Regions from separate parts of the Homo sapiens genome. Here all the other regions are linked to region 3. A link is a loop called in an ENCODE intact Hi-C map of the cell type or tissue named here. Cell type or tissue: CD4-positive, alpha-beta T cell. All regions are shown on one strand. Region 1 overlaps UBE3B (ubiquitin protein ligase E3B). Region 2 overlaps MYO1H (myosin IH). Region 3 holds the start of GLTP (glycolipid transfer protein). Region 4 overlaps MVK (mevalonate kinase). Region 5 overlaps TRPV4 (transient receptor potential cation channel subfamily V member 4).

What was found. A loop is a pair of places that touch in the nucleus more often than their neighbours do. Peaks named below come from ENCODE experiments on the same cell type or tissue, not always from the same donor. Only the 100,000 strongest peaks of a DNase experiment are listed, where the experiment ranks them.
Region 1: a loop joins it to region 3, with 3 times the contacts of the local background. A loop is called at or near these places in 8 of 110 quality-filtered maps.
Region 2: a loop joins it to region 3, with 12 times the contacts of the local background. A loop is called at or near these places in 9 of 110 quality-filtered maps.
Region 4: it touches region 3 in a loop (4-fold over the local background); 8 of 110 quality-filtered maps call a loop at or near these places.
Region 5: it touches region 3 in a loop (11-fold over the local background); 84 of 110 quality-filtered maps call a loop at or near these places.

Annotation. Positions count from the first base shown.
Region 1 is chr12:109,516,994-109,520,993 of GRCh38, reverse strand. All of the region lies in intron 19 of UBE3B (ubiquitin protein ligase E3B), which reads right to left. Among named protein-coding and RNA genes, the nearest start is that of UBE3B, 41 kb to the right of the region's middle. In CD4-positive, alpha-beta T cell, CTCF peaks have their summits at 1,837 and 2,048 (motif pointing left); a DNase peak (open chromatin) is centred at 2,043.
Region 2 is chr12:109,426,037-109,430,036 of GRCh38, reverse strand. MYO1H (myosin IH) reads right to left here. Exons shown (of 32, transcript NM_001101421.4): 18 at 3,986-4,000; 19 at 2,451-2,568. Among named protein-coding and RNA genes, the nearest start is that of KCTD10, 49 kb to the left of the region's middle. In CD4-positive, alpha-beta T cell, CTCF peaks have their summits at 1,621 and 1,821 (motif pointing left); a DNase peak (open chromatin) is centred at 1,826.
Region 3 is chr12:109,878,664-109,882,663 of GRCh38, reverse strand. GLTP (glycolipid transfer protein) reads left to right here and starts at 2,123. Exons shown (of 5, transcript NM_016433.4): 1 at 2,123-2,392. The coding sequence starts at 2,290. It overlaps LOC124903012 (a long non-coding RNA gene), which reads left to right and starts at 1,263. Exons shown (of 3, transcript XR_007063455.1): 1 at 1,263-1,303; 2 at 1,490-1,549; 3 at 1,657-1,766. It also overlaps a transcript of TCHP not described here. RefSeq lists an enhancer at 1,040-1,541 and a silencer at 1,866-2,415. In CD4-positive, alpha-beta T cell, no CTCF peak of the experiment used is centred here; DNase peaks (open chromatin) are centred at 2,103, 3,123 and 3,703; H3K4me3 peaks cover 2,195 bases; H3K27ac peaks cover 916 bases.
Region 4 is chr12:109,575,771-109,579,770 of GRCh38, reverse strand. MVK (mevalonate kinase) reads right to left here. Exons shown (of 11, transcript NM_000431.4): 3 at 3,626-3,773. Among named protein-coding and RNA genes, the nearest start is that of MVK, 4.0 kb to the right of the region's middle. In CD4-positive, alpha-beta T cell, no CTCF peak of the experiment used is centred here; no DNase peak of the experiment used is centred here.
Region 5 is chr12:109,803,360-109,807,359 of GRCh38, reverse strand. All of the region lies in intron 3 of TRPV4 (transient receptor potential cation channel subfamily V member 4), which reads left to right. Among named protein-coding and RNA genes, the nearest start is that of MIR4497, 28 kb to the left of the region's middle. In CD4-positive, alpha-beta T cell, CTCF peaks have their summits at 1,694 and 1,894 (motif pointing left); a DNase peak (open chromatin) is centred at 1,889.

The DNA of each region.
Region 1 (4,000 bases), 360 kb after region 3:
TTTGAATGAGTGCTGATTAAAAGCAAAGATTCATTTGGGGATGTGACAGTATCACTCCTTGGCAAGGGGAGACTGACCTCAAGGGGACAGAGCAGTGAGATGGGGAAGTTAGACAAAATGAGTCATGACAAGCTCCTGGCCATCAGACAAAGGATGAAAGAAACCGGGACAAGATACATTTCTCTCTCTCTCAATGCTAAGAGTATCTTTAGCTCATGGTAAAAAAAAGAAAAAAGAAAAAAAAAAAAAATCAAACCTACAGAACACTGTAAAATGAAAAGAATTACCCATCACCCCTCATCTCCCGCTGCCTTCCCAATCATGAAGTGCCTGCAAGTCATGCTGAGGAATTTAGGGGACATCCTGAAGGTAATGGGAGCTGCAGAAGGTTTTAGGCAAAGAGTAACAGGGCTGACTTTCTGTCAGATCTTTCTATTGGCAGCAGAGCAGGTGGATGGCAGGGATCAACGCAGGGAGCAGAGACCGAGATGTGGGGGTGGTGCTGGGCCTGGACTTCTGGCTGGTGGTCAGCTCTGTTAGGACACAGCCATTCAGCACATCTACTCCATCCAGACCTCAACATGCACAGCCCCAGAACCACAACTTTGGAGTTCTCCTACTAAATCATCTGTTTAGTTTGTCTCTTGATTCTAATCTGTTGAGGCCTTCCTGGCTTCTGGTTCCATCATCTAATGCATTCCTAGTACTTGGGGTGCTGAGGTTTTTATTTCAGAGCAGTGACTATAAAAACAGTGCTGAACAGCACAGGGCCCAGGGAAGAGTCTGTTGGCCCGACTTGAGAGGCCCAATCACCAGGTGAAACTGATGTCTTCAGACACTGTGATGGAACAAGTGACCAATCAACCCTGCTGTCCTATGAAGGCCATGCCACATTTCTCCCTTTCAGCTACAACTGTAACACTGTCACATGCTTCGCAGGTTAGACAGGCTGTCTCCACAGCATCCACTCGGCTGCCGTCTGGTCCCCTCATCACAAAGCAAACGAGCAGTATGCCAGTGTGGCGAGACCTGTTTTGGGGAACCCTTGCTGCCTTCCTGCCATGTTCACCCAGTGATCCCCAAAGGACTATCCTATGGTGCCCCGATTCAGGGGTTAGGCTTCAAAGTTAGTGGGCAAGGGAAAATTACCTCTCAAGACCCCTAAGTCACATGTGGGAACAGGAGCACAGTTTTGTGGAGGCAAACCTGAGAAGGACTTTTTATGTACATAAAGTTTGAGAATCATTAAGTTAGATGACAAAAGGGAGAAACAGGAAGTCAACAGGCAGCTGTAACAGCATTTAAACCATTCTGCCTAAATTTAAGATAATTATCTTGGCACTGAGATGAGAACGGATGGAGAATTCCATCAAGTTCCTGTCTGCCTGCAGGAGTTCCTCCAACCTGCTTTAAAATTATGCCTCCCCAGCCTTCACACGCATTAGTAGATGCGTTTGTGGTTATGTGGATGAAATGGGATGGTACATGTGAAAGCAAGTGGCACATGGCCTAGCTCAAGGAGCGTTTACTGGATTCAAATCTCAGTCTTGCTTGATCAGCTCCACACCAGCCTCTTTGTTTAAACGTTTAGAGGGGACTGCCTCTTGTGATACATTTCCTGCCTTCTGGGAACTGGCGTGGATATGCGAGGATTATATCCATGCCTCTTGGGAGGTGAATGTGAGTCAGCGTTCCTCTTCTTCACTGCATCTCAACATGCACACACAGGGAATACTGAGCTAGAAAAGGGATGCCTGGCTTCCAGGCCCAGCTCTATCACTGATATCCAAGTGACCTTGACTGAAGTTCTCTGGCCTCAGTTCTGCCTTTGACAGAGACAGGGGAAAGGACTGGGTAAGAGTATGTTTGAGGATCCTTCCGGTTCTGAATACTAGAGTTCCAGCCCAAACTCACCCTCTGGGAAGAAGAGCCTTCCTACAGGACTTTAATATCTGGAAGCCTAATAGAGAAGCATAGCCCTCAATACTAACCATAAAAAAGGAAACAATGCCCAGGAGAGCATGAGTCTGAGATCAGCTTACTGACGCCCCCTTGTGTCCAAATCCAGCAAAGGCCCCTGGGCTCTCATATTCTAATAACCAAGCCACCAGATTACGACAACTGGGATAACAATGAACAACCCTCTCCCCTTCTCCAGTGGAAAGTAAAGAGGAAAAGGGACTTTGCCTAAAGCCTAAGACAGACATCTCTTTTGCCATCCCTGAGGGATATGCTTTAAAAAGTAGGGCCAGAGTAACTGGGATGTCAAGTGAATTTCCAATAAGCAATGATATTTGTGAAGGGAGTCGGATTCTGCCACTCTCAGGAGATACTGCAATCTATACCACCCCAGACTCTTCCCATGGGTGGGTGCTGGCCACGTCTGGGTAGGCGTGATGGGTAGTGGGGCTGAGGATTTCTAGAGACAAGGGAGATGCATCTGGGTCTGCAGAGGGAAGTGCTAGAAAGGGAGTCCCTACCACACAATTGGGCTTTTTCTGAATCAAAAGCAGAGGTTGCAAATGGGTGGCCCACAGGTTGAATTTGGTGGAAAGACAGGTGTTATCTGACTTTCTAGGCACTTTACAGAGTTCAATTAGTTCACAACATGGAAGATCTGAATTTTGGCCTTCTCTTAAAAACTCAAGAGCGTTATGGAGCCCACCTCGTCACATGGCAGGTCTGGAGGAGCTGAGTGGCGGTGGCCTCTTCTGGGGAGGCACGTGCTTCCAACTGCTCCCCAACACTGAGGCTGGGTGTCAGTTGCCATTTATCAACTCACTCGTGGGGGCTATTTTTCTCAAGTAGAGCTACACAGACCAAGAGGGCTGTTTCAAGAACAGGAGGGCGCAGAAGTGGAGATTATTTCTATATGTCTAGCACGCAAACAGAATGCTCCTGTAATGAGACCCACTCAGCCAGCTTTACTCCTTCACATGGCCTGCAGGGCCCAGTGGGCCCTTCAATTCCTTATGCCTACCTTGAAGAATGTCAGAAACATCCACTGTTCAGCACACACTGCCTTCCTAGCAGCTCTCGGCATTGATCACCAGTGGCCAGGGGCACTCAAACAAGCTCTCCAGTAAGGAGTGACACAAACAAGGTACGATGCACCGAGGGAGAAAATGAAGACACGTGAGGAGGAACAGCTGCTGCCAGAAGCCATCTGCTGGTGGGGGTGGCTATCTGGCCACATACTTCAGGGGATCCCGTGACTGTCCTACACTACAGGACAGGCTCATGGGGAACTGCAGCTGGAGTGTGATAAAAAGGTCTGAAGTGCAAACATGGCAAATAAATGAAGCCAAGCCTCTCCAGGGAATGGGGACTGTGGCTCAGTCACCAATTCTATCGCTGGCAGGATGAGCATGTATGGGTAGGCTGTGCACTATACAAGCCCAGGGGAGGCTGTGGCATGGATAACACAGACATCGTAGGTAGTTAAGTTTATGACAACCATGTTCCAGCAGATTGGAGGCACGGTCTTGTACCAACAAAACCAATGTATTGTGACAATTTTCTGACATATGAGGACTGGGTACCTATCTCTAATTTACATGGAGTCACCGTATAGTGGTAGTTCCAGACAACGGATTTAGCTCAGGTGGGTCACTTCAGTGGTATCTTGTAAGTTTCTGTCTACAAAGAACTTCTGGCTCTGTGATAAAAGTATTTCTCTACATAACTCAGTAAATGTAACACCTCCACTCCACTTATATACTACAATCACAGTTGAGAGTCTCAGCAAAGTGCCTGCTGGGACAAATGGAGTTTGCACAGACCTGAGAGTGTTAGTGCAGCCGCTGTGACTGGCAGCTCCTGTCCTCATTTCAAAGGGACATGAAGAGGTGGATGCTCTAGCCCAGGATACTCTAGCTCTCATGGGGTAAAGGAAGACACTGCTGGGTCTCCAGCAATGAGAACATGTTTAACCAAGCAGCTGTTCAGAGCAGTCAACAGGACAAATGACCCCTTTCCTGCTCCCAGAGCCTTAATTTCA
Region 2 (4,000 bases), 450 kb after region 3:
ACAAGGGTGGAGCACTCATAAATGAGATTAGTGCCCTTATGACTACATCATCAACTATGTGAAGACACAGCGAGAAGGCACCATCTACAAACAAGGAAGCTGGCCCTCACCAGACACTGAGTCTGCCAGTGCCTTGATCTTGGACTTCCCATCCTCCAGAACTGTGAAAAGTTTCTGTTGGTTAGAAGCCACCCAGTGTAGTGTTTCGTTACAGCAGCCCAAACAGACTAAGACACCAAATGTCCTCATGGCTCACTTCCTCACTCAGAGAGTGACCCCCTTACCTAAGGAGGGAGCCTGGCCACTCTTTCCCCTTACCTGGATTCACTTTTCTTCAAATAACATATCCCTGCCTGGCCTTATGCAGTCACCCCTCATCGTATGTGGGGAATTGGTTCCAGGACCCCCATGGATACAAAATCCACGGATGTTCAAGTCTCTAATAAAAAATGGCATAGTGTTTGCATATAACCTGAGTACATCTTCCTGTACACTTTAAATCATCTCTAAATTACTTATTATACCTAATACTATGTAAATACTACATAAATAGATATTAGACTATATTGCTTTTTAATTTGTATTATTATTGTTGTATTGTTATTTTTATTGTATTTTTAAAAGCATTTTGAATCCATAGTTGGGTGAATCCTCAGATGTGGAACCCGCGGGTGTGGAGGGCCAACTTTACGTCTTTGTTATTGTTGGTCTCCCCCATAGAAAGTAAATTCCATGAGGACAGGGATGGGGTCTGTTCTGTTCTCTGACATCACCCCAGCACCTAGGACAGTGCTAGCTCAGATAGCTGCTCACCAGTTTTTGTTTGTTTTGATACAGAGTCTCATTCTATCACCCAGGCTGGAGTGCAGTGGTGTGATTTCAGCTCACTGCAACCTCTGCCTCCCGGGTTCAAATGATTCTCATGCTTCAGCCTCCTGAGTAGCTGGAATTACAGGCATGCGCCACTATGCCTGGCTGATTTTTGTGTTTTTAGCAGACAGGATTTCACCATGTTGGTCAGGCTGGTCTTGAACTTCTGACCTCAAGTGATCTGCCCACCTTGGCCTCCCCAAGTGCTGGAATTACAGGTGTGAGGCAACATGCCCGGCCTGCTCACTAGATTTTATGGAAAGAATGAATGAGCCTCAGAAAGCAGCAAAAATAGACAAGAGATGTATGAAGTTCAAAAAAACACAGGTAGATGGGAACATCAAGTGTGTATATGTTTGGAGGGGGGTGAGGTGGGCAGTGGCTGTTGCCCTGCCATCTGCCGCAGAAGTCAGATTTGGGATGAAGATGAATGAATAAGTAGCGGATGGGCAAAAATGGTGGGCAAAGGAGGTACATCCAGGAAAAATAAAGGCAAAGAGTCTCAAATGACTACACTCAAAATATTGGTTGAACCACATGAAATTTCTGCTATTCAACCATTCTGACCCAACAAAGTGACCATTTATTATGCTTGAGAGTGTGTTGCTATTTTGGTAGCATAAATTCACACACAGCCCATCATTGAAGAAGTGTTGGTGTATAAGCAATTTGGGGGATGGTGAGAGTAGGCGTAGAAATAGTTCATTAAATCTTTACAAACTCCCTGATCCCAGACAATTTAATCCTACAGATAAGGGAAATGACAGGTCACAGCTATAAGAGAATGAGGATTATGATCCAAGTTCATGTGGTTTGAAAACCCATGTCCCCACCGCTAACCTGCTGCTCTTGACAGCCCGTTGCGCTAAGGCACTAAACCAGGCCCTACGGTCACAAATGGACTTAGCTTCTCCTGCTAATTCAGAGGCCTGTGGGGCACTGCCCACGGCTGCCCCCTGGTGGCAGATCTACGCACTTGGCCTTGCCCTTGACTGTAAACAGTCAGGGATTAGTGAAATGAACAGAAGATGGTAAACTGAATTTTTGTGAGTTTTTTTTTTTGTTGTTTTGTTTTGTTTTTGAGATGGTTCTCATTCTGTCACCCAGGCTGGAGTGCAGTGGTACGATCTCAAGTTCACCGCAGCCTCAACCTCCCAGGCTCAGGTGATCCTCCCACCTCAGCCTTCTGAGTAGCTGGGACTACAGGTGTGTACCACCACACCCATCTAATATATATATATATATATATATATATATTTTTTTTTTTTTTTTTTTTTTTTTTTTTGTAGAGATTGGGTTTTGCCATGTTGCCCAGGACGGTCTCGAACTCCTGGCCTCAAGCAATCCTCCCACCTCGGCCTCCCAAAATGCTGGGATTACAGGCATGAGCCACCGCACCCAGCCAGAGTTGGGTTTTTATGTTCTCCCAAATGTTAGTGTTTTTAGCTGTCATAACTACAGCAGTTAACAACCAAACTGAGCCTTCCTAAGGGATGCCATTTTATTTACCACTAAACCCCAGAGATTCTCATGTAGTAGGCACATGACTATTGGCTTCAGATCAATAAAGCACATTTTACCTTTGCAAGAAATGCTCGTATTTCCTTCGGTATGCAAAACCAGCCCGTCTCACCCGCAGGTGCTCCATCAGCCCCAGGTATTTGATCTGATGCCTTATGAGGAAGTCATCAAATTTGCCTTTGGAGAAATAGAACAGAGAATGACAGGAAAGGATCCCATGGCTTCATATCAACCAAGGCAGATCACAGGCTGCAAGCTGAAGTTCAGTGGGCTGGGTCTGGCCCCAGACTCATTTCGTGAGGTCTTAATTTTTTTTTTTTTTTTTTTTTGAGATGGGGTTTCATTCTTTTTGCCCAGGCTGGAGTGCAGTGGCACAATCTCGGCTCACTGCAACCTCTGCCTCCTGGGTTCAAGTGATTCTCCTGCCTCAGCCTCCCAAGTAGTGGGGATTACAGGTGCACACCACCATGCCTGGCTAATTTTTGTATTTTTAGTAGAGACGTGGTTTCACCGTGTTGGCCAGGCTGGTCTCGAACTCTTGACCTTAGGTGATCCACCCGCCTCGGCCTCCCAAAATGCTGGGATTACAGGCATGAGCCACCATATGCCCAGCCCAATTGTGCTTTTTAAATGGGGGAATTTTATAGGAAAAAATTAAATTTCTGGTTCCTCTGAAAAGTCCTGAGATCTGGCTATCCTGAGGCCAGAGTCCCACATGGCAACAGCTGGCAGGAGAGGAGTAGCGCTGTTGCCCCTTTAGACAGAATGTGCCTTCTCCAGTTTGCCACAGTCCTCCCCACTGCCTATTGCCTTTCAACCTGTCTGCTTCACTCATTTGCTTTTCCTGCCTAGCCTCTGTGAGCCTCTGATGGTCCATTATAGTTCATTATAATGGTTCCTAACAACTATATTATAGACCATGGCAAGAGCTTAGAAACTACCCAAGTCATAGATCATTTTCGAAGACTGTTCCTTGGCTAGAAAAGAGTGACGTTGACTCCCTTCGCCTCTGACACCTGCCTGACTCAGCTGTGTTGCTCCTGAAACTGAACAACCTCTGAGAAATGCTCACTCTGAACCACCAAAGGCATTCATTTACCTTCTATTATTATTATTTTTTGAGATAGGGTCTCACTCTGTCACCCATACTGGAGTGCAGTGGCACAGTCATGGCTCACTGCAGCCTTGAACTCCTGGGATCAATTGATCCTCCCACCTCAGCCTCCCAAGTAGATGGGACTACAGACATGTTCCACCACACCCAGCTAGTGTTTGTATGTTTAGTAGAGACACGCCACCATGCCTGGCTAATTTTCGCATTTTTTGTAGAGACGGGGTTTTGCCATGTTGCCCAAACTGGTTTCCAATTCCTGGGTTCAAGTGATCCGCCTGCCTCAACCTCCCAAAGGGCTGGGATTACAGGCATAAGCCTGTAACATCTGGCCAACTTCTATCATTTAGAAAGGAAAATGATTCACATCCAGAGGACATCGAGCAAGCTTGTGGTGGTGTTTAGGATCCCAACCCACTGCCACCTTGCTTTGGCTCCCAGCCTCCTTTCCCTGAGCCCAGTTCATAATGATCCACAACTCACTGGGTTCTTTCCTGT
Region 3 (4,000 bases):
AAAAAAAAAAAAAAAATCCAAACTCTTCACCACTCCCTTCCTGCCCCAATATACTCCAGCCTCTGCCCACCTCCCTGACCTCAACTCCTATCACCCTACTCACTCTTGCCCTCACTTACCCATTCCCATTTCCTCCCCTGGCCCCCCGATTCCTTGCACCACACTAAGCTCTTTGTTACCTTAAGGCTTTTGCTCATGTGCCTCACACCCCAAGTCTTTTTTTTTTTTTTTTTTTAGACGGAGTCTCGCTCGCTCTGGCTGGAGTGCAATGGCACGGTCTTGGCTCACTGCAACCTCCACCTCCCTGGTTCAAGCAATTCTCCCTGCCTCAGCCTCCTGAGTAGCTGGGATTACAGGCTCCTGCCACCACACCCAGCTAACTTTTGTATTTGTTAGTAGAGATGGGGTTTCACCATGTTGGCCAGACTCACACCCCAAGTCTTTGACCTGGCTCTATCCTACTTCTCCTCTAGGTCTCAGCTCAAATATCACCTCTTCAGAGGTACTGCTCCCAAACCCCTACATCCGATCTCAGCCAACAGGCTTCAGTCATCCTCCGTCACTACACTGTTTTATTTTCTTCACATACTCATCAGTGTCTGAAGTTGTCTTACCAATTTGTGTATTGCATTGTGTTGTGTTCCCAACCAGATTGTCAGCTCCACAAGGGCAGGGATTTTGCTGTATCATTCACTTTATCCTCAGTGCCCAGTGCAGTGCATGACACATAGTGGTGGAGGGTGGGGGAGGGGTGGGAAGGATGGCAAATGTTTATTCTGGAATGAATAAGAGGCTCTCAACAATGGTGTGTTAGATTTTTGCATAAGCTGGGCATTGGGTTTAGGACATAAGCATCTAGGTGGGTTGTGGCTGAGATGACTTGTGATTCAAGGTGTGAGAAGCTGGACCCTGGGCTGTTGGAGAGACATTAGGTTTGGGAAACAAGTGTCCAGGTTGTGGGTGAATTGGTATAAACTGGGCTGGCTCCAGCTGTTACCAGTAGAAGGTGTCCAGGTACTTGGCATCTTGGAGAAAACACACAAACGAAGCAAGGAAAGCAAAAGCAAGGATTTACTGAGAACGAAAAGTCCACCCCACAGTTTGGGAGCAGGCTTGAGCGTAGAGGCTCAAGAGCTCTGCTTACAGAATTTTCTAGGGTCTCAATACTCTAGAGGTTTCCCATTGGTTACTTGGTGAATATTCTATGTAAATGAAGAGAATGAAGTGAAGTCACAGAGTCATTTACTCAGAATGTGCCCTATTGCAAATGGAGAGGATGTGCAAATGGAGAGGATGTTACTTGGTGGGAGAGGATGAATGTGAAGTTACAAAGTATAAATGGAGAGGATGTTTCTTGGAGTGTGTGGTCTGTGTAAATGGAGAGGATGAATGTGAAGTTACAAAGTGTAAAGGGCGTGAATGGAGAGGATGAAGTGAAGTTGCAAAGCCGTTTACATTCCTGTCATTGCTAAGGTGCTTTTTGATTTAGGTCTAGGAAGTCAGCCTTATGTTCCCTGCCTCCAGGCCCTATTTTTCTGCCTCACAACAGGTAACATCAGACTGTTGAGGGCAGACTGGACCCCAGATTTCGGGAAGCAGGAGTTGTCCAGCAGGGCAGTGGCTGAGTTAGACTGTGACTTCAGCAGTGTTCAACAGGTATAAGGTCATTGAAGACCAAGAATCAAGCAATCGAGCGTCCTCGTCGGTTGTAGCGAAAGAGAACCGTGACCAACAGGAGAGCAGTGTCCACCCAGGTCACTTGGGGTTACTGGGGTACAATTTTGGGGGAAACGGGGGTCCTGGGGAGCGTTGGCTGGGTGGGGCTGTAACCCGAGCTGGTGGGCGGGTTGTGAGCTGTGACCTGGCCCGAGTCGGCCCGCCCGGATTGGGGGGCCAAACCGGGGGCGGCGGGAGGCACACCTGGGGAAGACTCACCTGGGAGCGGCTCACTTGGGCCCTCCGGGACCCATGAACCGGCGCACCTCCTCTGCGTCCCGCCCCCGGCCGGCCCCCCGGCCAATGGGGGCGCGGAGACCTCGGCGGCGGGCGCGGATTGGGAGCCGGTGAGCGGGGGCGGGGCGGCGCGCCCGGCAGTTTAGGCGCTCGGCCGGCGGGCGGCGCTGAGCGCTCGGCTACGAGGGCGCCGTGCGGGCGGAAGTGGCGACGCTGGCGTCCCCGGAGCCTGCGGCGGGCGGCTGTGACGGCCCCGGCGCTGACGGCGGCGGCCGGGGGGGCGGTGTCGACGCCCGCGGCGCCGGCTGGGGCATCACCGCGGGCCTCGACCCCGAAATGGCGCTGCTGGCCGAACACTTGCTGAAGCCGCTGCCCGCGGACAAGCAGATCGAGACCGGGCCCTTCCTCGAGGCGGTGTCCCACCTGCCGCCCTTCTTCGGTGAGCCGGAATGGAGGGGGGAGGCGGCCCGCAGCCCCACGCGCACCCGAATCCTCCTTCCCCCGAGCATCCCCTAACCATCTCTGCCCTAGACACCCCTAAGTACTGTTTCCCCAGGCACCCAAGATCCTCTTTCCCTCCACTCACCCTAAATTCTCCCTTTCCCGGACCACTCCCAAGTCCTCTCCGCTCTAAACATGTCACATCCTGCCTGTCCTCCCCAAATCCTCCCTCTCCCTAGACACCTCACAGTCCTACATATCCCCCAAATGCCCCCTGATCATCCGTGCCCCCAACACGGATGATCTTCCATCTCCCTTAGGCATTCTGTAATCCACCATCTCCCCCAAAGCCTCCTGCCCCTTCTTCCCCAAAGTCCTTCATCCCTGGCGCTTTCTGATGGCTCTCAACTCGCTCCCCTTACAATGAATCCCCCCATTTCATAAGCCTTCTCTTTGAACGCTTCCAGCCTCTCCCTCATGGGACCTACAAACCCTTCCTTCTTCCCTCAGAATTCGCCCATTCCAGATCAAAGACTCCCATCTCCCCCTCCAAGGGTAGGAAGCCTGGTGAGGCGGGGACAAGGAGAGGGTTTTGAAGATGGAGTTGCAAAATTCCAGGGCCTCTTTCTAGGGGAAACCACCTAAAGTTTTTCCTCCTTTTAGGACAGGGGTGAGGGTTGTCGGGGGAGCTGTTTTGTGAGGTGACATCAGACATACAGAGCTTGGCACCAATTCCTCCCTCAGTTTGGGCTCTACGAGAGGAAGCCCCTCCCCTGTATGTCGTGTGGAAGTTCCTGGGCGCATTGGGAAGGCGGTCCACTTTCAGACCCTCTTCCCGCACTCCCTCAGCCTAGCCCAGTCCAGCCAAGGCCCCAGATGGAAAATGGGAACTAGAAGCCAGCACCACTGCCCCTGCCCTTTGCCTTTTGGGTCCCGGGTAAAGGGTGCAACCTGAGCCTCTATTCTCCTTCTCCATGTGGGCTCTGTCCTGTCCTGCTGGTTCACTTGGTGGCCTTGCAGGAAAATACCAGCCCCCAGGGCAGAGTCCACCTGAAACCCAAAGACAGGAGATCTTAAGACAGTCCGACTTAGTGGGCAAAGAAGGCTTGTTAGGGGTGGTAGTTCCCACAGTGTCCTGAGCTCTGGGATGGTTGTGGTTACCTGGAGGCTATAGTTCCCCTCCTTCACCTCGTGAGCCTCAGTGTCCCCAGCTGTGAAACGGGGATGCTGATCTCCTAGGGCAGCTGTGAGGAGTCGATGAGGTGGTGTGTGTAAAGTACCGAGGCCGTAAGTGCCAAATAGGTCTTCGCTGTAGGGGGTGTGGTTTTAAGTTCCTGAATCCAGTTTTGGTTCCTTGCTAGAGTGATTAATCGGTGTTTGAGGGAGTGCAATTGTCTGGTGTGTATGATTCCCAGACCTGGGTAAGCAACCTGAGAGCAAGGGCTTGGTTTTTTACATCCACTCTGTGTCCTCAGTGCCCAGAACAGTGCCTGGCACATAGCAGATGCTCAGTCAATACTGCTGAATGCACAAAACTTTCTTATTATCAGTGTCACAGTCTTGAGATAATACTGACTCTCCAGGTGGGGGCTTGGGAGCGAACCAG
Region 4 (4,000 bases), 300 kb after region 3:
GGGTGAGAGGGACTTTGGTGCTTTATAAACAACAGAACACAGAAAATCGACTAGTCACTGGAATTGGAACATGGATGGACACGAATTTATGGTCTGAACCCCACACCCAAGTCTGTTCATTGGCTTTAGGCAGACTTGGGTTTGAGTCCCAACTGTGCCATTTACTGGCCGTGTGACTTAACCTCCCTGAACCTGTTTCCCACCTTGGTAAAACAGGGATAACAACAGTGCCTCTTCTTACGGTTGTCAGGAACGTAAAGTTAAATAAGGGGTGTAAACTTTTTAGCACAGCACCTGGCATGTAGTAAGTGCTAATTAACAGTAGTTTTAAGGTTGGGTGCAGGCGCTTATGCCTGTAACCCCAGTACTTTGGGAGGCCAAGGTGGGCAGATCACTTGTGCCTAGGAGTTTGAGACCAGCCTAGGTAACATGGCGAAACCCCAACTCTACAGAAAGTACAAAAACTAGCCAGGCATGGTGGCGCACACCTGTGGTCCCAGCTACTCAGAAGGCTGAGGCAGGAGGATCGCTTGAGCCCAGGAGGTTGAAGAAACAGTGAGCTGTGGTCGCACCACTGTACTCCAGGCTGCATAACAGAGTGAGACCCTGTCTCAAAAAAAAAAAAAAAAAAAATTGTAGTCTTAAAACAAACACACACAGACACACAGACACACACAGAGAATGCTGGCTCAATCGCACAAGGGCCTAGGTTTCACCTTCCATTGTATAAAACCAAAATCAAAAGAGTGTTAAGTTAACCCCCAAAATATTTCCCTCCTCCAAAAGATAATCATCAGGAATAGGACAGTGTAAATGCGAGGCGGTGCCTGGGCAGAAGGGGAAGGTGAGGCAGGTTGTTCCCAGGGATGTACAGGAACCTGGGCCACTTTCCTCTGAGACACTGAGAAGGCAGAGCCTTTCTGGCCAGCTCACCTTTACAAATCACTCGCTGAGCCTCAGGTCACATTCTCAAGGGACTGGGAAATGGAATTGGGCATGCGTGTGTTAGGAAACTTCGGGCACTGGTTAAGTACTGGGTAAATGTGTGTTGAATGGATTAATGATATACTCAAATGGCCAAGTCATGGCATCATTGAGAACCCAGGTATTTCAGAGCTTTGTAATCGAGATGGAACAGCTGTTAAGAGCCTGGACTTTGGGGCTAGGAGAAACCTGGGTCTGAATCCTTTCAGTGTCACCAACAAGTGTAACCTGAGCCACTTGACCTCTGAACTTTAATTTTCAGATCTGTACAATGGGGATGAATACCACCACCTACTTCCAGGGAATGCTGGCGAATTCTAAGAGTGCTAACATATGTGAACACACTTAGTGCCTGGCACACGTAAGTGCCCAATAAGTGTTCACTGTAGTAGCACGGTGCAGTGGTATGTGCTTATATTCCCAGCTACTCGGGAGGCTAAGGCAGAAGAACACTTGAGCCCAGGAATTTGGGACCAGCCTGGGCAACATAGTAAGACCCTGCCTCTTAAAAAAAAAAAAAAAGTTCAATGTTTATTACTATCAGGAGGGAGCAAAAGGACACTGAAAGAAAGATGGTAGATCTTTGCAACCTAGAAGATAGTATGTCTCCCAGAGCTCCAAAACTAACAAGCCCTTCCCTACATAATGCACTCTGTGTCGCACCCCTAATGCCTGCCTCCAGTGTCGTCGGATCCTCATGGCAGCCCTCAGTCAGGAAACATGTCTCTGCTCCGAGGCCCAGAGGATGAAGTGACCTGCCCCAGGTTCACTGAGGGAGTTGGAGTGGTCTGAGACATGTTCCCCCATACCTGGCTGCTTCCACCCCAAGCTACTGACATACACAAGTTGCAGCTGGTTCTCAGGAGACATTTCTGGTCTGGCTGGGTGGCCCTGTGCACCTTGGAAAGCAAGTTCCATGTGCTCTGGCTGGTTGTTTTCAGATGCACGCTCCAAAGGAGTGGCTTTTAACTGAGGTGTCCCCAGAATCACCCAAGGAACCCCTTTCAAAAACTCCTACCACCACTACCAACTCCCAATAAGAGAGGGGCGGAGCCAGGAGCCCATCCATCTGTATTGGTTAAAAAAAACCACCACCACCATCACAAAAAACTCCTGGGTGATTCCAAGATATGATGAAGTTAAAAAGGGCTGCTCTAAAATGAGGATTTTGGCTGGGCACAGTGGCTCTCACCTGTAACCCCAGCACTTTGGGAGCCCAAGGTGGGAAAGTGGAAAACTGCTTGAGCCCAGGAGTTCCAGACCAGCCTGGGCAACACAGTGAGACCCCATCTCAACAAGTGAAATGAGAATTTTCAACTCTTCCTCCATCCCCATACGGCATATGGGAGTGACTGTGGTTTCTCATGGGGAATGGGAAGCAGGTGTCAAGGGTTCAGGTGCAGTGTAAGGAAAAAACCCAAAAAGATTCTCATTTACCCCATCCTGGCTGAGAAACACTGTTCCAAAGAGCAAGGCTTCATTCAGCCCAGGGAGCAGACAGTAAACTGACAACAGAGAAAACACACGTCAGCTCTGGGGCAGGTACAGGGGACTCCACTGATGGAAAAAGCTGGCCTGCTTATGAGTGGATGAAATCTTCACAGTGCTGTCAAAAATCAGCACACACACGTGACACACAAAGAAAAAATCAGTACTTCTGAATGGTTTATATGGCCTGACCCAATTTTGGTTAAAAAACCAAGATATCTCCCTGTCTCTATCAATCTTTCTATCAATCTACAGAAAATCACCCAGAAGGATTAATGCCTAAATGCTTAGAGTCATTACTGGGGTCAGGGAAAGGAGAAGGGAAATAATAGGTGATTTTTAAAATTACAATGTCCCAGTATTGACTATATTTTCCAATAATAAGCATAGGTAACTTGTACTTTTATTAAATTTTTTTTTTTTTTTTTGAGATGGAGTCTTGCCCTGTCCCCCAGGCTGGAGTGCAATGGCGCAATCTTGGCTCACTGCAACCTCTGCCTCCCAGGTTCAAGCGATTCTCCTACCTCAGCCTCCTGAGTAGCTGAGATTACAGGTGTGTGCCACCACACCCAGCTAATTTTTGTATTTTTAGTAGAGACATGGTTTCGACATGTTGGCCAGGCTGGTCTCGAACTCCTGACCTCAGATGATCCGCCCGCCTTGGCCTCCCAAAGTGCTGGAATTACAGGCATGAGCCACTGTGCCTGGCCTACTTTTATCAATTTTTAATTATACAAAATGCCAATATATTCTCCTTATTTAAAACATGTGTCACTTTGTCTACTCTCTGGCCCTAGGTCTCTCCCAGGAGAACTAATCACCACTGCCAATCTGATGTCTATGCCCCCGAGACCTTTTCTATCATTTATACACATATTTATACTTAAATACGTATGTTTGCTGTTTTGCATTTTTTTCACTCAACAATAGGCCTTGATGATCTGTCCACAACAGCCCACAGAGATCCAATGCATTGTTTTACACCTATAAATTTTAAAAAAATAAAATGAGTGAAGCTAATTTTATGAGGTCAGGGTAGAAAACACCCGGGAAATAGCTGGCCCCTGGCTCCCTTGGGGACAGCCCAGAATACCTGGCCAGCTGCCCTCTCTGTAGGCTCTTAGCACACCTGGTTTCTCCTCCTTGCACTCACCCAGAAAGCTTGTGTCCAGTGACTGAAGCCTGGCCACATCCCAGGCCCGCTTGATACCAATGTTGGGTAAGCTGAGGTCCACTTTCCCATTGCTGTGGGGTTGAAGCCGGAGGAATGTTCTCAAGTTCAAGGATACAGCCAGTGCTACCTATAGAATAAATGACAAAAGCAATAAGCCTGAGGGTGAGTGGCAAAGGGGCCAGGACCCACGTGCTAAGAAGAGAGCAAACATAAGCACAGAGGCCACTCCTAGCCATGCCCTTGCCAGACACTGCTAATCAACCTTGGCATGCTCTCCCACTAAGCCTGGGAACAGCCACCATCGATCAGCTAAAAGTTAAAATCCACTTTGCCTTCTGCCTGCAAAATTTCAGA
Region 5 (4,000 bases), 75 kb after region 3:
TTGGAAGGCGGACCATGGTTGGTCTACAGCCTAAGTCTGAGGAGGCTTCAGGGATGTCAGAAGAGGCTTTTTTTTTTTTTTTTGAGACAGAGTTTCATTCTTGTTGCCCAGGCTGGAGTGCAATGGCATGATCTCTGCTCACTGCAACCTCCGCCTCCTGGGTTCAAGTGATTCTCCTGCCTCAGCCTCCCAAGTAGCTGGGATTACAGGCATGCGCCACCACGCCCGGCTAATTTTGTATTTTTAGTAGAGACGGGGTCGCTCCATGTTGGTCAGGTTGGTCTTGAACTCTCGACCTCAGGTGATCTGCCCGCCTTGGCCTCCCGAAGTGCTGGGATTATAGGCATGAGCCACTGTGCCCAGCCAGAAGAGGACATTTTTTAAGACTTCAGTTACTTTAAGTAAATTAAGTTCCCAAACAGGGTGAACAAGTCTGTGCTACATCATCCACATATACCTTTATCAACCTGTTTTTTTTTTTTTTTTCTTTTTTTTTTTTGAGATAGGGTCTCATTCTGTCACCCAGGCTGGAATGCTGTGGTGTGATCACAGCTCCCTGCAGCCTTGAACTTCTGGCCTCAAGCAATCCTCCTGCTTCGGCCTCGAGAGTAGTTGGGACTACAGGTGCAAGCTACCATGCCTGGCTAAATTTTTTTTTTTCTTTTTTTTTAAGAGACAGGTCTCACTATGTTGCCCAGGCTGGTATCAAACTCCTGGCTTCAAGCGATCCTCCTGCCTCAACCTCCCAAAGTGCTGGGATTACAGGCATGAGCCACTGAGGCTGGCCTCAACCTCATTCTTACCCTGAAACAATACGATGCAGTATCATTGTGTCCATCAGGAGACAATTACTGGGGCCGGGTGCGGTGGCTCATGCCTATAATCCCAGCACTTTGGGAGGCTGAGGCGGGTGGATCACCTAAGGTCAGGAGTTTGAGACCAGCCTTGCCAACATGGTAAAAACCTGTCTCTACTAAAAATACAAAAAAAAAAAAAAAAAAGCCAGGCTTAGTGGCACACACCTGTAATTTCAGCTACTTAGGAAGCTGAGCCAGGAGAATCACTTGAACCTGGGAGGTGGGGGTTGCAGTGAGCCGAGATTGCACCACTGCACTCCAGCCTGGGCGAAAGAGCGAGACTCTGTCTCAAAAAAAAAAAGAAAATACAATTGCTGGATTTATGAAAAATATTCATTCATGGTTCCTGGCCACGCGACGTGGCCTCGTTTGGAGGCACAAGTTTAGAGCTGTGGGAGGACGGGGCTTCTCTCTGCTCCTGGAGTAGCTCAGTGATGGCATGAGTAATCTCATTCGGAGATAACCCATGTTTAAGCCCTGGCCAAATGGCCTCTCCTGGTCCACCAAGTACGTGAGGCAAAAGTGCGGAATCTTGGGGTAGAGCGAATCCTGGGAGATGGATGCTGGCACCTGTGCCTTCAGCACCAGGCTAGCTTGTCAAGGCCTCTGGCTTCTTCTGAATTCAGGACTGAGTTGGGGGCTTCTAGCATAGTCCAGGAACCCAGATGCATGTGTGTCTGTGCATGAGTGTGGGTGGGGGACTCTAAGATAGGCTTTGGAGGTGGGTCTCTGAAATTGCAGAGGCTAGCGTATGTGCATAGAGGGAGACTTACTGTGAGGTCCATGATACTAATTAAGTGCCAGGGCCCCTGGCTAAGGCCCTTTCTGAGGTCCTCGACCTAGTCTACGTCCCACAAAACCTGGATCCGTCCCTGCATGGCTAAAAGGTCATGAGCTCATCTGATTATCAGGGAAGTCTGGGACGCCCTCCTGTGCCCCCACCTCCCCTCCGCAGAGTTTCACAACCTCCAATTTGGCAATTGTCAATTTAGAGCCCCTGGCTACAGCACCCCACCCTGGGCAGAGCCACTTCGCCACCTGGTGGCTGGTTCCTGGAACTGCATGTTCCACCTCATCTCTGGGAAGATGCTGCTCCTGACATCTTCTCCCAGGACCCAGGCGTCCCCTCCCTGGGTCTATAACCTGTGTCTGAAAGCCCGAATCCAGGGTCTCTAGTTCCACTTTGGGTCACCTATGGTTTGGAATTACCTGGGGTGCCCAGCTCTCGCCTTCATTCAATGTGTGTTAACTCAGCAAATGGTTGTTGGGCACCTACCACATACCAGGCACTGTGCTTGGCAGAGGCCGAATGATAGTGAGCAAAGCAGACATCACCCTGCCCTCAAGGTGCCCACAGGCTCCTGGACAGGACCATCATTGACCAAGCAACCACATAAATAAGCACACAGTTATGAACTGTAACAGGTGTCAACAAAAGGCTGTACTGGAGGATTTGACCTAGTCAGGGAAAATCCAGGAGAGCTTCCTGGAGGAGGTAACACTTGAGCAGAGTCTGAGTGAGTTGCAGTTAACCAGGTGAAAAGAGGAGGGAAGAATGTTTCAGATTGGGGTGGGGGTTCAGAGACAGCAGGTGCAAAGACCCTGTAGTTCACCGTGGTCTATTGCAGTCTGAAATGACCATTCCAGCTGCTATGTGGAAAGTGGATAAAGGAAGGCCAGAGAGGCTGGGGGAAATGAGGGAAATAAAGGAGGTGTCTTAGGCATGTGAGAGGGATGGTGGCTGGGCCACATTATTCCATGAGAGGTTTGGTGTCGCCTCTGAGCTGGGCGCCAGGTGGACAGCGGGAAAGCAACTGGGAACAAGACTTGTCCCAAACAACCCTGCTCCTGGAAGGGCTGAGACTAGAATTCAGGTCTCTTGAGTCTGCCCCACTGATTCCCGGCATTTAGGGAGACGGTTCCTAAATCCCGTCTCATGGATTGATAACAGCAACAGTAATATTTATCAAAGACTGCTATCTGCCTGGTACTGGGCTAATCAACAAACACTGATTAGCTCTTTGATTTCCCTTCATAGCTTTAATTTAGCCAGAAAGGACCCTAAGCAGAGAAATGGTCATACAGCTGTGGGGAGCAAAGCCAGGCCTCAAACCTGAGGTGCCTGGCTTCAGAACGGGCACCTGAACCCACACCTGCGTCTCCCACCCTCTGGCCATTCCTGAGCCCCTGGCTGATTTTGCCCTGTCCTTGATTCACAGGGGAGTTTTCAACTTACTCTTTTGAGATATAAATCAACTCAGGTAACCATAAAAATAGCTACAACAGAAAGAAACTTGCAAAGAGACATCAGCAAGCGTTAGTGAGAGGTGTTAAGGACCCGCTAGTACCAAACGGAGAGTTGACTTCATGAGAAAGATTCGATAGTGGATGAAACCTTCAGGGTTATTATTGTTGCACCCCCTAGAACCCCCAAGATTCTCTCCTGGATCCCCTAAGGTCAGTTCACATCCACTGTGGCACACAGTCCCACACTTTGGGGAACGCTGCACCCCTCCACTCCCTTCTAGGGGCACCAGTGTAAATGCTTCATGGGAAAAGGATTCGATGCTCTGACAGGTGGGTGAATGCTGCCTAGTGTGTCTTGCTTTTACAGGTTCACAGTCCCTGTTAGTGTATGAAAGGCTCTGAGAAGTCCTGTAGTAAGGAATTATGATTGGCTTTGTTTAACCCAGCATTCTAACCATTTATTTGTTTATGAAGCACTTTACATAAATCTTTTCGAGGGCCAGGTGTGGTGGCTCACATCTGTAATCCCAGCACTTTGGGAGGCTGAGGTGGGAGGATCACTTGAGGCCAGGTGTTTGAGACCAGCCTGGGTAACAGAGTGAGATCCCTTCTCTACGAAAATAAAAATTAAAAAATTAGTTGAGCATGGAGGTGCACACCTGTAGTCTTAGCTGCTACTTGGGAGGCTGAGGTGGGAGGATCACTTGAGCCCAGGAATCGGAGGCTGCAATGAGCTAGGATTGCACAACTATACCCCAGGCTGGATGACAGAGCGAGACCCTCTCTCTCAAAAAAAAGGATATTAATAAATAAAAATAAATACAAAATCTTCCCAAATAAGATTAATTAAATAAATACCAATCTGTAGGCTGAAGCCTCTCACATTTCAAAGCACC